2 separate regions of the Homo sapiens genome follow, and region 1 is linked to region 2. Evidence: chromatin loops called from intact Hi-C (ENCODE). Cell type or tissue: HepG2. All regions are shown on one strand. Links, peaks and the distances in the headings refer to the core of each region. The heading gives the core; the rest is flanking DNA.

The links. Hi-C counts contacts between places; a loop is a spot of excess contacts. Peaks named below come from ENCODE experiments on the same cell type or tissue, not always from the same donor. Only the 100,000 strongest peaks of a DNase experiment are listed, where the experiment ranks them.
Region 1: a loop joins it to region 2, with 23 times the contacts of the local background. A loop is called at or near these places in 2 of 110 quality-filtered maps.

Annotation. Positions count from the first base shown.
Region 1 is chr10:88,788,285-88,795,255 of GRCh38, forward strand. No RefSeq gene overlaps it. Among named protein-coding and RNA genes, the nearest start is that of LIPM, 11 kb to the right of the region's middle. In HepG2, for the core only: a CTCF peak has its summit at 3,844 (motif pointing left); no DNase peak of the experiment used is centred there.
Region 2 is chr10:88,892,916-88,899,886 of GRCh38, forward strand. All of the region lies in intron 1 of STAMBPL1 (STAM binding protein like 1), which reads left to right. Among named protein-coding and RNA genes, the nearest start is that of STAMBPL1, 16 kb to the left of the region's middle. RefSeq lists an enhancer at 5,924-6,013. In HepG2, for the core only: no CTCF peak of the experiment used is centred there; DNase peaks (open chromatin) are centred at 2,516, 3,616 and 4,746.

The sequences.
Region 1 (6,971 bases), core at 833-5,832, 100 kb before region 2:
TACCTTTAACTGCCCTGACTTGTAGTCCTCTACCAGAAAGGGGCTCACACCTGTAATGCAGGGACTTGCCTTTTCCTCTCAGCAAATCTTGGAAGGAGATTTGCATATAGCCAATGACCAATACATAATGTCCCAGAGATTTGCCATTGTCAATTTTCATTCTTCATGAATAAAAGGGATAGTACCTCTCCCTGTCTTGCTGGCTCACCCTCTATCCCTGTAAAGAATCAACTGTCAAAAGAAGCAGAAAGAAAATAGCATCACATTCCTCAAGAGAGGCCTCATACAGAGCTAAGGGAGGGATCATAGTCATCCCCAAACAACATGACTCTTCCCTAATCTTAATAGGGCAGTATTCTCCTATGGCAATATTTCCCAAACGCTAGTCATTCACATTCTTCATTCACAATGTTTGCAAAATCTGCATGCTACCAATAATATTGTTTGCTTAAAAGTCTCAAAATTAATTCACTATTTCACTTTTTAAAAGAAATTTTATGCAGCTATAGTGTAAATGAGAAAAAAATAAAATATCATTTGCCAAAACTTGAAGGTAACCATAACATAATAAAAAGTAGATGACTGATAATAAAGTAGATAGATGCCATGCCTAGCCAGTGCACCTGAGTTTAATATCTGCCTTCTTTTTGTTAAATGCATGCTCTTTGTTTGAAAGGGAGATTAGCAAGTGCTAGAAACAATGCCATAAGCAAAAGCTAGACTTCCTCCTTGATGTGCTCAGAAGACTGAAGGAAACTTGATAGGGAGACTGTAATAAGATAGGATGAATAATGGCCCCCAATGATGTCCATATTCTAATCTCAGGAGCCTGTGAATATGTTACCTTATATGGCAAAAGGAACTTTGCATATGTGATTAAGTTGGGATCTTGAAGTAAGGAGATCATGCTGGGTCATCTGGTTAGGCCCAGTGTAATCACAAGGGCCCTTATAGGAGAGAGGCAAGTAGGCCAAAGTTAGAAAAAGGAGATGTTACAATGGACCCAAGGTTGGAGTGATGTGCTAGGAGCCAAGGAATGGAGGCAGTCTCTAGTAGCTAGAAGTAAAAAAGTCAAGGAAGTGGGTTCTTCTCTGGTCTCCAGAGGAATATAGCCCTACCAACACCTTGATCTTAGAATTATGACCTCCAGAAGGTAAGAGAATAAATTTATGTGCTTTTTAAGCCACTGAGTTTGTGGAAATTTGTTATGGCAGCAAGAAGAAACTAATAACAGAGACTGATTGGCATATTATGTTATTCAAGGTCACATAATATCATGTTCATCTATCAGCTAAAACCTTCCACAGCCCCAGTGATGTACACCTACACATCGGGACACTGCCTAATGAATTCCCACTAGGCAGACAGGGAAAATGGTATCCATAAATTAAAGCAGCTACAGAAGAATTTAGGCCTGAGGCAGCGAAGCTGGTTGCTAAGGTGATGGCTGATTATAGGGAAAGCTCTGCATGGTCAATGTCCTGTTTCCTCCACTACTTTGGCTTTCCTTTATAATATAGCATCCGACCTGAGGAAAAGCCATTCCAGAATCAGCCGTCCTTCAACAAATGGACTCTGCATTTAGGTAGGTCATGCCCGTGGCTCTTTCCACTCCTAAATTGAACTATTGTTCTCTTAGATGAAAATAGACTTGGCAATACTTTCTTAAATTAAATAAAAACTTACTGTATTTTGTCTAATTATAAAAATAAGATGTGTTTATTATAGCCATTTTAGAAAATAGAAACTAACAAAAATTATAATTTCCTTTTCACCCAGAGAAACCTACTTGGTTAATATTTTGATAGATTTCTCTCTGGTCCCATTTCTGTTCATGTCCATTTATAATTGGAAAAGTATTCAATAAGTATTATTTAGCAGCCTTCGTTTTCTCTGTTAAAACATATTATGAACACTTTTGTACTACCTATAATATACCTCTATAATATTTTTGTAATGACTGAATATTTTGTTGTAAACACGAATTATAATTTCTATAACCAGTTCACTCACATGACTATTTATGCCACTTCCAATTTTTCACTATTTTCTTATAAATATTTTGGTTCACCACAGATGGCTCCTAAAAATAAATTTATGAGTTAGGAGTATTTAAATTTTTTACACACATTGCCAAATTTCCCATGAGGGAGTTATACAAATTTATCTATAAATAAGAATAATTTTAAAGGGAATTAATCGCAAATTTGAGTAAATATTAAAGAAGGAAATAAGTGGTAAACTTTTTTTGGGGAAAGAAAGAAAACCTTTTATTTTGTATTCATGTGTTAAGCAAGATAATCTGCTTGCCTTTTTGCCTTCCTCTTGACCTAACAATCTACTGGAGAAAGAGGGAAGAAAGAGATGCATGGAAATGGAGTAACTTCTTAAAGCGGAAAAAATAAGTGAGATTTTTTTTTTTTTCCCTAGAACAGTTAGATGGAAAACACTGTCAGGGCCAGGCACAGTGGCTCACACCTGTAATCGCAGCACTGTGGAAGGCCAAGGCAGGCAGATCGCTCTAGACCAGAAGTTTGAGGCCAGCCTCCTGGGCTCAAGGAGCAACATGGCAAAACCTGTCTCTGCAAAAAACACAAAAATTAGCCAGGCATGGTTTCATGCACCTGCAGTCCTAGATACTTGGGAGGCTGAAGTGGAAGGATCACATGAATGTGAGAGATTGAGGCTGTAGTGAGCTGTGATCACACCACTGCTCCAGCCTGTGCAACAGAGCAAGACCCTGCCTAAAACAAATTTAAAAACACAGTAAAATAAAAACAAAAACACTAGTAGTATCAGTGTTTTGGGGTGTCAGATAGGTTTTGTGGATGGACAAACCTCATTATGGCAAAATGTAGAAAGTCTTTTAGGCCTGCCTATTTCAAAATTCTCGTGGTACATAGCCAACCAACAATAGATCTGATGATTTAATCAATACAGAGATTCAATCTGTATAGCCTTAAAGTACATTTCTGCTTTGGCTGTCTACACAAATTGCTACATAGAGAACATCCAAATTACTCACTTGCTAAGTATTGATGTGGCAAAGCCCATGGCATCCACAGTAGCTGAGTACTAGTTCAGCTGGAGCTAAACCCAGCCCAGTAAAGTGTAATTACTACAGAGCATGGTCTACTGTTGAGATTGCCTGTTGCAGCCTTCTTTTATATTAATATTTTAACTGAAAAATGAGATAGAAGATTTCTAAGTAATCAGCTTCACTTCTAATTTTTTCTATCTCAAGCCTACAAACTGATATTCATCCTAATAATAACAATAAATAGCAACAACATCTTAAGTAGCTTCTGTACGCCAGGTGCCATGCTGTGCAACTCACACCTATATTTTACTTAGGCTTTACAACAGTGCTGTGAGGAAGATGCTGTTATTAGTCGTTTATGAGTGAGCAATCTGAAAACAGAAATGTGTCCAAGGGCCCACAGCTGGTGACAGGCAGAGCTGGAATTTGAACCCAGGTCTGTTGAACTCCACCCTTCTCTATTTTTTTTTTCTGTAGATGAGAAACTTTATTTTTTCCAGAGGACTGTTTATTGGATTTTTTTAAATTATGCTTTAAGTTCTAGGGTACAGGTGCACAACGTGCAGGTTTGTTACATATGTATACATGTGCCATGTTGGTAGCAAACTATCGCAAGGACAAAAAACCAAACACTGCATGTTCTCACTCATAGGTGGAAATTGAACAATGAGAACACTCAGACACAGGAAGGGGAACTCTACTGTATCTTGTAAGTGAGACTCCCTGCTAGGTGACCCTGTGGCTTTAAGGCTTCGTCTGGGATTCCCAGGCCCCAAACCAAGTCTGCACATCTTTGTGCCTGGCCCTCTAGTGGCCCTGGGAAAAAAGTTTTAAAGAAATCCAATGACAACTGGAGTCTTTTCTGATCCTTGATTGTCCCATCTTTCCTTAGGTATATTACAGGTTTGAAGGGATGGGAAAGGGGGAAACAATTTTCTTCTATATCTTTAAGGGCATTGTTTTTTTAAATTGTCTATAAAGTTTCTGGATTTTTTTGTTGTGCGTTTTGATTTATTTTGTTTGGTATGTATTAATGTGATTAAGAATAGGCTCTATTTCCTCTGTTGGAAAGATATGCCAGACATCACAGACAATCAAATAAACACTCTAGGTCAGGAACCTTTGGGGGAAAGCTTTTGGGAATGATATATGTCAACATTAGCGACAGTTAAAGGTAGGCAACATGCTGATACGTTCTGGAAATGGAGCTGAGACTCCCAAGGCCTCAATCCAAAAGCCAGAATGTGTTAAGGAGAGGCAATCTCTGAATACAGAGACACTTACCATTTACTTCTTTTAAAGGGCTGGGATGTCTCCTGAATGCTATGAGGTGCTTGAAAGGGCCTCTTCTTACCCGACTTGCTCTCTCTCATCTCTTCATTTCCTTCTGCCCCTTGCTTGCCTTAGCCTCCATCATGCTGAAGCTGATCTTAAACATTTGGGCAAGTTGTTTCCCTTTTCTTGGTCTGAGTTTACTCATCTGATCTGCCAGGGGTTTGTCAGCCTCAACACCACATAGTCCTGTGATGTAATAACTTTAAAAATCAGAGCAGGACAAAAGCAGAGTTGCACAACCTTGCCCTTCTGCCCCACACCAGCCAGGGAAACCGCAATGCCTGCCACTTCAGTGTCTGGGTGGTTCTCCCATCATATAGTTCCCCTCTTCCTCCGTAAAGGTTTGTGGTGCTTTGTGCTGCTTGCTGGCTGATCCTAAACCCTAAATTTGGAAGCCGCACAAGCCTGACTCCCCTCTAAGTGCTCCAGGACTAAAATAATTCCCAGCCATTTCTCTACTTCCTACTTCAAATTCGCAAAGGCTGAAAATACAAGTAGATATTTTCTAATTTTTTAAAAGGATCTAGATATAATGTCAGAGGAGAGAAGGATTATAGAAACCAACTTATCCAGGGACATATTTAGAAGCAAATCTTTTCAAACAAAAAATGTTGTAGAGGCTTCAACACATATAAAGTAAATGAGTAGCAGTAGTATATATTTATCATATACAATTCAAATTTATGACCTTCACATATCATGAAGTACAGTGATAAGGGTGACACTACTTCAGTGATCCCCAAAATTAGAAATGGTATTACAAATAACAGAACTTTGGTTATATCTGCCTAGACTTACACAGTAGTGCTTTGTTTTATTTGGCTATATGATATGATAGAATCTGCACAGATAAGTAGTTGAAGTCATAGTTGTTTTTAAACAAACATTTTAAACAACTTCAATTATCTTGTATAAGATAGCAAAGGAAGTTTTACTTGAAAGTTCTAGCAAGTTAGTGAATATGTGGCCACTGATGTTTTGCAATTTGATAATATAATATCCAATTTTTGGGATTAAAAGTGAAGCAAAATGCATCTATGTGCAGCATTAGGTGATTCACAGCATTTTCCAATTGGAATTCTGCAGACCAAATCCATGTGATCCTATTCTCTAGGCTTTGCTATATTTGTTAAATGCAAGCTGGTTTTACGATGCTTAATTAATATTTAAATCCACTTTGAGATCAAAGAAAACTGAACCAACATAAACTATCATTAGCTGTCACAGAAACGAGTAACTGGCATGGTTTTGTCTTCAATCCCTGTAGTTTCTCCTTACACATTTTAAAACCTCAAAGAGGTCATGGTTAGTATGAGTCACCATTTTACTACATTTTTGATGTGGTGAATATAGGAAAATCTTTAACCCTAAAAAAACTAGTCTTCTTTCACTTTCTTATTTTTATTTTTAATTTCTTCACTATCCTACTGCAGACATGAATCTTTCAGTTTCTGAGACCAAATTCCTCTCTGGAGAAAGAAGCCAAGCTGGGAGAATTTGTAGCATGGGGATTAGAGCTTCTCTTCCTGCAGGTAGCCTGCCTGTGAGTGTGGCACAGCACTGGCTCCCAAACTCAGCTCACCCTCAGAATCATTTGGTTCACCTCATGAAAATACAAAGTCCTAGGCCCCAAACCTGGAATCTTTGCTTCCGTGGGTCTGGAGTAGGACCTGAAATCATTACCATTAATTTGGTGTTTCTGATGATTCTGTGTCTGATTTTTTTTTTTAATATGAAAGGTAAAGTCATGGTTGAAAATTTGTTTCCACTTGGCATGACTAAAACCAGTGCTTTGAAAAGAACACACAATTATGATATGCCGTTGCTATCCAAAGGATTCAATGTCTGTTCTAGAGTTGGTGAGAATGAAAAATTTCAGTGTCATGAAGAACAGGGAGCATCTCATAGAAATGAAGTATCATTGCTCCTGAGACAATGAGAAAAGCTCACATCTTTTTCTCACCTGGAAAATGGACATCTACTAACTCACAATGGCAAGCTTATATGCAAACAACTTTTGGAAGATTTATCAACAGATACTAAAGGCTAATAATTTTAAATACCTTAAAAACATGTTTAAATACCTTTATTAAGTAAATTTTTTTATGACCAGTATTTATATACTGTGATGATTCCAAGATTTCTCAACCTCAGCACGATTGACATTTTAGGACAGATAATTTCTTGTGGGGGGCCTGTCTTGTGCATTTTAGGATGTTTAGCAACATCCTTGGCTTCTACCACTAAATGCCAGCAGCACTCTCCTAGTAATTACAACCAGACATTTCTCCATACATTGCCAAATATTCCTTGGCAGGGCAGACTTCCCCCAGTTGTAAAGCATCCCTCTAGAAAAATCACATAATCTCTCTGGGGCTTCAGATTTCTATAATGTAAGATCAGGTAGTAAAGCAGCATTCATAGCAGCAGAATCAGAAAAGACAAATACAGGTAAAATTAAATAACTGGTTAGAAAAAGAATAATTCAGACTTAATGCCAACCCATACAGAAAAATAAATCTCAAATGGTCTCGAATTTCAAATGAAGAAAGAAGTTAAAATATTGAGAAAATATAAAGAATATATTTTACAGCCT
Region 2 (6,971 bases), core at 642-5,641:
CAGGAAAATGATGCTATTTCAAACATTTATTTGTGACTCATTATACTTCATTGAACTAAGTATCTTTTGGATAGTATTTTCTTAAAAGCAAAATTCCAATAAAAAAGGAAGTATATTAAAAGGTACATTAAAGTTTAGTGCCTTATGGGTAGCTTATCTTTAGAAATGCATTATTTCCAGGAATGTTTAGTATTTTAACAGGAGGAGAGCAAATTAGCAAGTTCATATGAATTTGTGGTGAAAAAATATCTGTGTACAAATATGAATCTCTCTCCAGCACCTCAAATTCATTTGCCAAGTGTTTTATAATGCATATTAATTGAATCATCACATTTAGAAAAGAATCTAAAATTAGCACATTGATGAGCATATGAAATGCCTTTGATATAGCACAAAAATGTAGAATTTATATTAAAAACCAGCAAATATTTTGAATTGAACTGTGTCTAGATAGAATAATTATGGATTTGAATTTCTTAACTACATATACCATGTAGTCAGTCCACAAACACTGAATCATTCTGCCGATGAAAAAAGTGAAGGGAGCTGGGCACGGTGGCTCACACCTGTAATCCCAGTACTTTGGGAGGCCGAGGCGGGCGGATCACCTGAGGTCAGGAGTTCGAGACCAGCCTGGCCAACATAGTGAAACCCCGTCTCTACTAAAAATACAAAATTAGCCAGGCATGGTAGTGCATGCCTGTAATCCCAGCTACTTAGGAAGCTGAAAGAGGAGAATCGCTTGAACCTAGGAAGCGGAGGTTGCAGTGAGCTGAGATTGCACCATTGCACTCCAGCCTGGGCAACAAGAGTGAAATTTCCTCTCCAACAAAAAAATGTGAAGGGAATGAATGTCCTTTTATTTCTTTGGCAGGGAGGAGATAATGAATCAGATAGTTGTAATGCTGAACTGAAATCTTCATTTCCACAGTAAATTTTTTCATTCTTGTCCAAGGCCCAAGGATGTGACCTTCTCTTGGATTTTCCTGATTATTATGAGAGGCAAGTCGTTAGTGTTGCAGTGTGACTGTGAGTATAAGCCCTGAACTCCTGTGCACTTAGAGTCCCTGCTCTGTCATTTGCTTGAATTACTTATCTCTTCTAGGCTTTAGTTTTCTTATCTGTAAAATGGAAATCATGGTCGTAATCATTTGAGTGTTTCCTGGCACCAAGCATTGTGCTATATGTTTTACAAGCATTATCTCACTTTACCTTCTCAGTACCCCTATTCATTATCAACCTCCTTTGCAGTTTGGGAAGCTGCAGTTCTGCTGTTAGTGGTTCCTGGAGCCAGAATTTGAATTCAGATGTTCTAACCCTGGAGACTGCATGTCTAATCCCAAGGCTCAACTACCTCCTATTGGAGAAGGCTAACTGAGATCATGTGTGTTCATGCATCCAGTTAGCCAGGGAACGAAAGCATTCTGCTAATGGTACCTATTGTTTTATACAGGTTTTTTTTTTGGCTATCTTTTTCTATTGAAGGCGACATAGTACCTTGCCTGCCCAGAATTCAGCTCACTCTTACCTAGAAGGCAGTCTAGAAAAAACAAGATAAAAGGCATTTTGAGCAGCAAAATTAGAAATCATGTAGCACATTCACTGTAATCAGCAGGTGGTTCACTCACAGAAGATCTCTCCTGATGCACACCTAGTCTATACTTTCATTCTGTAAATAATCTCAAATAATTTTTATCAATGAGAGAAAATAGATTAAAGGAGGAAAAAGACCGAATTCAAGAAGTTTAGTAAATAAGTTGCCTTTTAAGTGATTTTTTTCTAAATGAATGACAGATTAAACGGAGCAAATTAGAAATGGAGGGAAGCATTGTTAATGTTGAATTATGAAGAAAGGGTTAATGTTTCTATTTTAAGTTAAGGAGTAAATAATATATCTTAGAACTGTTTCCTTCAAAAATATTTAAATCTCATAATATTTTATGATTATTATTTACTATTTTACTATTCAGAATCACCTCTTTTGTCACGGGATTCATATAGCTAAAGATTTTCTTATATTTCCAGAGGAATCCTATGCTAATTAGGGAGCATATTACAGAATCCTAAGAGTGCCTTTTGTAATGGCATTTTAAATCTTATATAATAACAATTTAGAAGAGAACGGTTTTAGGGTAAGATCAGCAGCTCAGCCATGTGAGCAAGGAGCCAGGCTCATTCCACCCTTGGGTTCTGCCATCCTCCAGACACTGGCTGTCCTTGGACTTGACCCTTCTAGGTTGCAAAATGGCTGCTGCCTTTTAAAACTTATGTGAAGTCACATGTTCAGCTGATGAAAAGGCATATATTCCCTAGGATGTCTCTTTGTATTAGAGATGAAAATTTCTCACAGAATCCTCCCAACAGATTTCCCCTCAGGTCTCATTGTCCAATATTTGGTTACTTGCCAACCAGCCAAGTCCTGACTACAAGGGAGACTGAGAAAGTGACTATCTCTAGTGGGACTGGGCCCTGCTGGTGAGGAAGAAGTAGTGGTGGCTAGGGGATAGATAACTGTCTGTCAAAAGCTCATTGCAAAGAAGCAAGTAGTTACACATCAACCGACCATCTGATATCTGTAATAGAAGTCAACTTTTAGCAGAGGTCATTAACCTCACCTCTCCAACATTTGCTGTGAGAAAGAACTGATTTTCTTTGAGTTTCTTCCTGCAAGCTGGGAACTATAATGGAACTTTATTACCTCATTTAAGCTTTAGTTGAATTCTTCTGGAAAGCTATTGTTGTGCCTATTTAATAGATGAAGATAAGGTGCACAAAAAGGTTAAATAAGCTGCTGTAGCACTCCCAACTAGTGATAGAAACTGGCCCCTCCTAAAGTAGTATATGGCCCCCAAACCTGAGCTCTTCGTGCTAAGGGCACCGAACCACTTCATCTTGGTGGCTGGATAAAAAGTTTGTATTACACTATGCAAAATAATTATTTTATGGCCCAGTATGTGACTTTCTTGCACTCACAGTAGCCTAGATCTACCTCAAGGTAATTTAACACATGCATCAGGAGTGGTTTGTTTAATCATCTTTCCTGTAACAACTACATTCTTGCTCATTGATCTAATATAAACCATTCTGTTGTGACTGGTATATTTAATGTGGAATATACCTCTAGAAGTAACAGACAAGCACCTGGCACCTAGTAAATGATAATATATAGTACTTACAAATATAGGGAAAAAATCCAATAAAAGCTATTTCTAATATTATGATCATTTCGTTTTTATCTTATCAATATTTTAGTAAAGATAATTTATCATCTATGTCACAGCATATTTCTGATTGCAGATATTATAGAAGATAAGTGTAAAAACAAATCAATGTAATCTTTGCTTTTGATGTCTGAATTTTTAAAATCCTTCAAAAGGGACATGAAGGGTGGGCCTAGATTTATTTATTTTTCCTGAAGTAGGGCCCAATCTGTAAGACTGTGACTCAGGAGATCCTTCTTTGTGTCTCTGTCATTTAAGACATGGGAATGACCCTTTACCTCTCTTTATCTAAATCAGATTAGGTCATTGCAGCCTACAGGCTGAGTTACAATAATTTTCTTTGTCTACCTCCAACTGAGTAAATTGCACCATGTTCTTCCTGGAAAACATGACCACTAACCCAGTGGCTGTTGGTTTGGCCAATTAGAAATGAGACTGCTGGAGGTGGTATAAGGTGCTCTGTCCTCTCTTAACTGCCAATGGGCCACACCTACTTATCCAGGTCACTAGGGCACTCAAGTCAAAAGAAGTGCCTGGGAGAAAATGGCACATTTGGGTGATGGTCTCGCTGGCTGTTTACTGTATGCTGAGTCTCTTAGGAGACCGTTCACTGCCTGGTAATCATCTGCTTTCTGAATTCTGGAAAATATTTCTCTGTGGATGAAAATGGGTCAGGATTCTGAACTTTGCCACACACACACAAACACACACATACATGCACGCACGCACACACACACACTATTTTAAGAAAAAGAAAGAAAGAAAAGAAAAGGAAATTAAGGCTGAAAAAATCACAAAATAAGCACCATGCTAGGTCAGATATTTTCCTCTGTTCATTCTTGCATTGTTTGCTGCTGATTTTAAAGGGCAGAATTGTTGAGACTCTTCCATGTTTCCATGGGGGACTTCAGACTTGGAAACATTGCAGGGACACAAAAGCCAAGAGGATTTTGCTATGGTTATGTAGAGAATAAACTGTTACAAGCTCAGAGCTGTGAAATACCAATTTGGAGAGGATACTTACCCCCTCCCAGGCCACTTATGGATGAGACAGCATTTTGGCCACATCCCCTCTGGGCACAGTCGACTGCTCAGTTGGTTCTGGGAGCTACTTGTTAGCTGAATCTCTGGGACAGGGGTTGGCCTCCATGTGCTCATTGTGAATATGTATGGTTCTGACACCATGATTCCCCACATTCTTGTGAGTCGGATTAACAGAAAGCAGACACTCCCCTACTCCTCTATAAAAGGTCAGATTAAAGAAAAAAAATGATGATGTCTTTGGAGGTTATGGTCAGGAAAAGGGGCTAGCAATAAAAGCAAGAAGGCAAGAGCTCTGAAGCAAGAACTCTGAAGAGATATCTTAGAGGTTAAACAGATCACAAGGCTGTAGTTCAGATGATCAGATGTTATCAAGCCACAAGAATGTGAGGTAGAGGTCAGGGAGTAGGCTGAGATTAAAGCGGGCGTTTCTGATGAATGTTTTCCATTAGTTTTAAGCCACTCTAAAAGCAGCGAAGTGTGGCTGTGACAAGCGCCCTGCCGAATGAGTAAAGTAAACCTTGGAGGGGGCTCAGTAAAGGATATTTAGCAAGCAAATGATAGAGCCTAGACTCAACACCCAGGCTTATCTCACTCCAAAGGCTGTTTGCACCGTGTGCTTTGTAGCACTTTGGACCTCCACTTTGGAGGGGGAATTTATTTTATTCTTGCATGATACTGAATACTTCCCATTAGTTAGCATCTGTGGATCTCAAGTACTATGAGGTGAAGTACCTCTTACTGTACCCTCAGTTCAAATTTTCTAATTGTTTTAGTAAGACCACAGTAGCACAAATGGCAAGTGGTACTTGCTGTTAATTTTTCCTGTTTTAGATTCTCCTGGCCCACTTTATTTCTGATTAGATTGAGGTAGCATAGTGAGTTTTTGTTTTGTTTATTCATTTGCATTGTTGATCTAGAGCCGTGGTTTTCAGACTTTATTGGTCTTGGAACCCCTTTACACTCTTAATTACTAAGGACACTAAAAAGCTTTGTTTATGTGAGTTATATCTATTTATATTTACTGTATTAAAAATCAAAACAGACATTTATAAGAGTATGCAAGTAAGCATTCCATTAACTCTTGTACCCTCTGGAAATCTCCACTATACAACTGTGAAAGATTGATATTTAAAAAGTCAAATAATGCTTTAGTAATATTATGAAAGTAATATTGACCTCACAGACTCCCTGACAGGATCGTGGGGAACCTGGACCACATTTTGAGAGCCACTGAACTAGAAAACATACCTGTTTATGTTGATCTTGCAATTGTTTATAATGCAACTGTAAGTGCCAGGACTAGGGGGCAAAAAGATAAAGGAATTAAGACAGGACCATCAGCTAATACATGGTTCAAAAAATAAGTTGACTGACCAGTCTGTGAACTTCTTTCATCTTAGATTTGAGGGGAGTTGGCTTCTATTTCTGAATTATTAATATATTCATATGTGGGAGTGAATAGTTTTTATCTATAGTAATTTAATAAACTCTGATGTTTAAGATATGTTTAAACATTTCATACATATAGAAGCTCATTACAGAGATGTTTGTTTCATTGTTTCTGCTCACACTTAGCATTGTTTTCTGGTCACCCAGCCCTGAATCCACCTTTCCTCTCTTGGCATATCCCACTGCCTCCTACAGGAGGATAAAGTGCTAGATATTTACATTTTCGGCCATCTTTTCAGCCAGGCTGCAGGCATGGGACCCAGACTTTGCCAGTCAGACATCTGCATCTCATGCTTTGAAATAGAAACTAGAGACATGCAGAAGTACATGGCGGCTGCACATCGTTCCCAGGGCAGCAGCTAGTTGCTGGAGTTGCTGGTGTTGGTAGTAGAAGCTGTAGAATCCCCTGTTCATCAAGTGATAGAGATAGCAGAGGTGTTTTCACCAGACCAATGCTGCTGTGTAGTCTGGGGCAGTGTTCTTGGATATGTAGCTTCCAAACCTGATTTCTCTGGCCTTCCTAGAAGTTTGTGTTTTTTTTCATTATCCTTCTGTGAATTCAAGAGTCAGACCTTTGCCTGCAATTAAGAATCCTGCTTAATTCATTCTGAAATGCAGTGTCTCTCAAAGTATTGTTTGGAAACCTCATGTATTGGAATGACTGGGCCATATCTGACAATACCTACTTGTGGGCTTAAAACCGATGGATTCAGAATCCTTAGGGTGGGTCTTAGGAGACTGCATTTTAAACAGATCTCAGGTTTATGTGATTTTAGATGCAGTAAAATGTAAAAACCGCTATCCTAATATTTTCAACCTTTTAAATTCTATGCTCTCTCTTTATGGATCTGAGCAATCATCAAAAGAAATAATTCTACTTTTTAAATATTTTATTTTTGAGCTGGAGTCTCGCTCTGTCACCCAGGCTAGAGTGTAGTGGTGCCATCTCAACTCACTGCATCCTCCGCCCCATGGATTCAAGCAATTCTCCTGCCTCAGCCTCCCTAGTAGCTGGGATTACAGGCGTGCACTACCACGCCTGGCTAATTTTTGTATTTTCAGTAGAGACGGAGTTTCACCACGTTGCCCAGACTGGTCTTGAACTCCTGACCTCAGGTGATCCGCCTGCCTCGGCCTCCCAAAGTGCTGGGATTACAGGCGTGAATCACTGTGTCTGGCCAATTCTACTCTTTTATAAGGCCCTAATAAATGACTTACTAGTGTTTTCTTGTTCCCCTCCCTCCCCGGCTTCACATT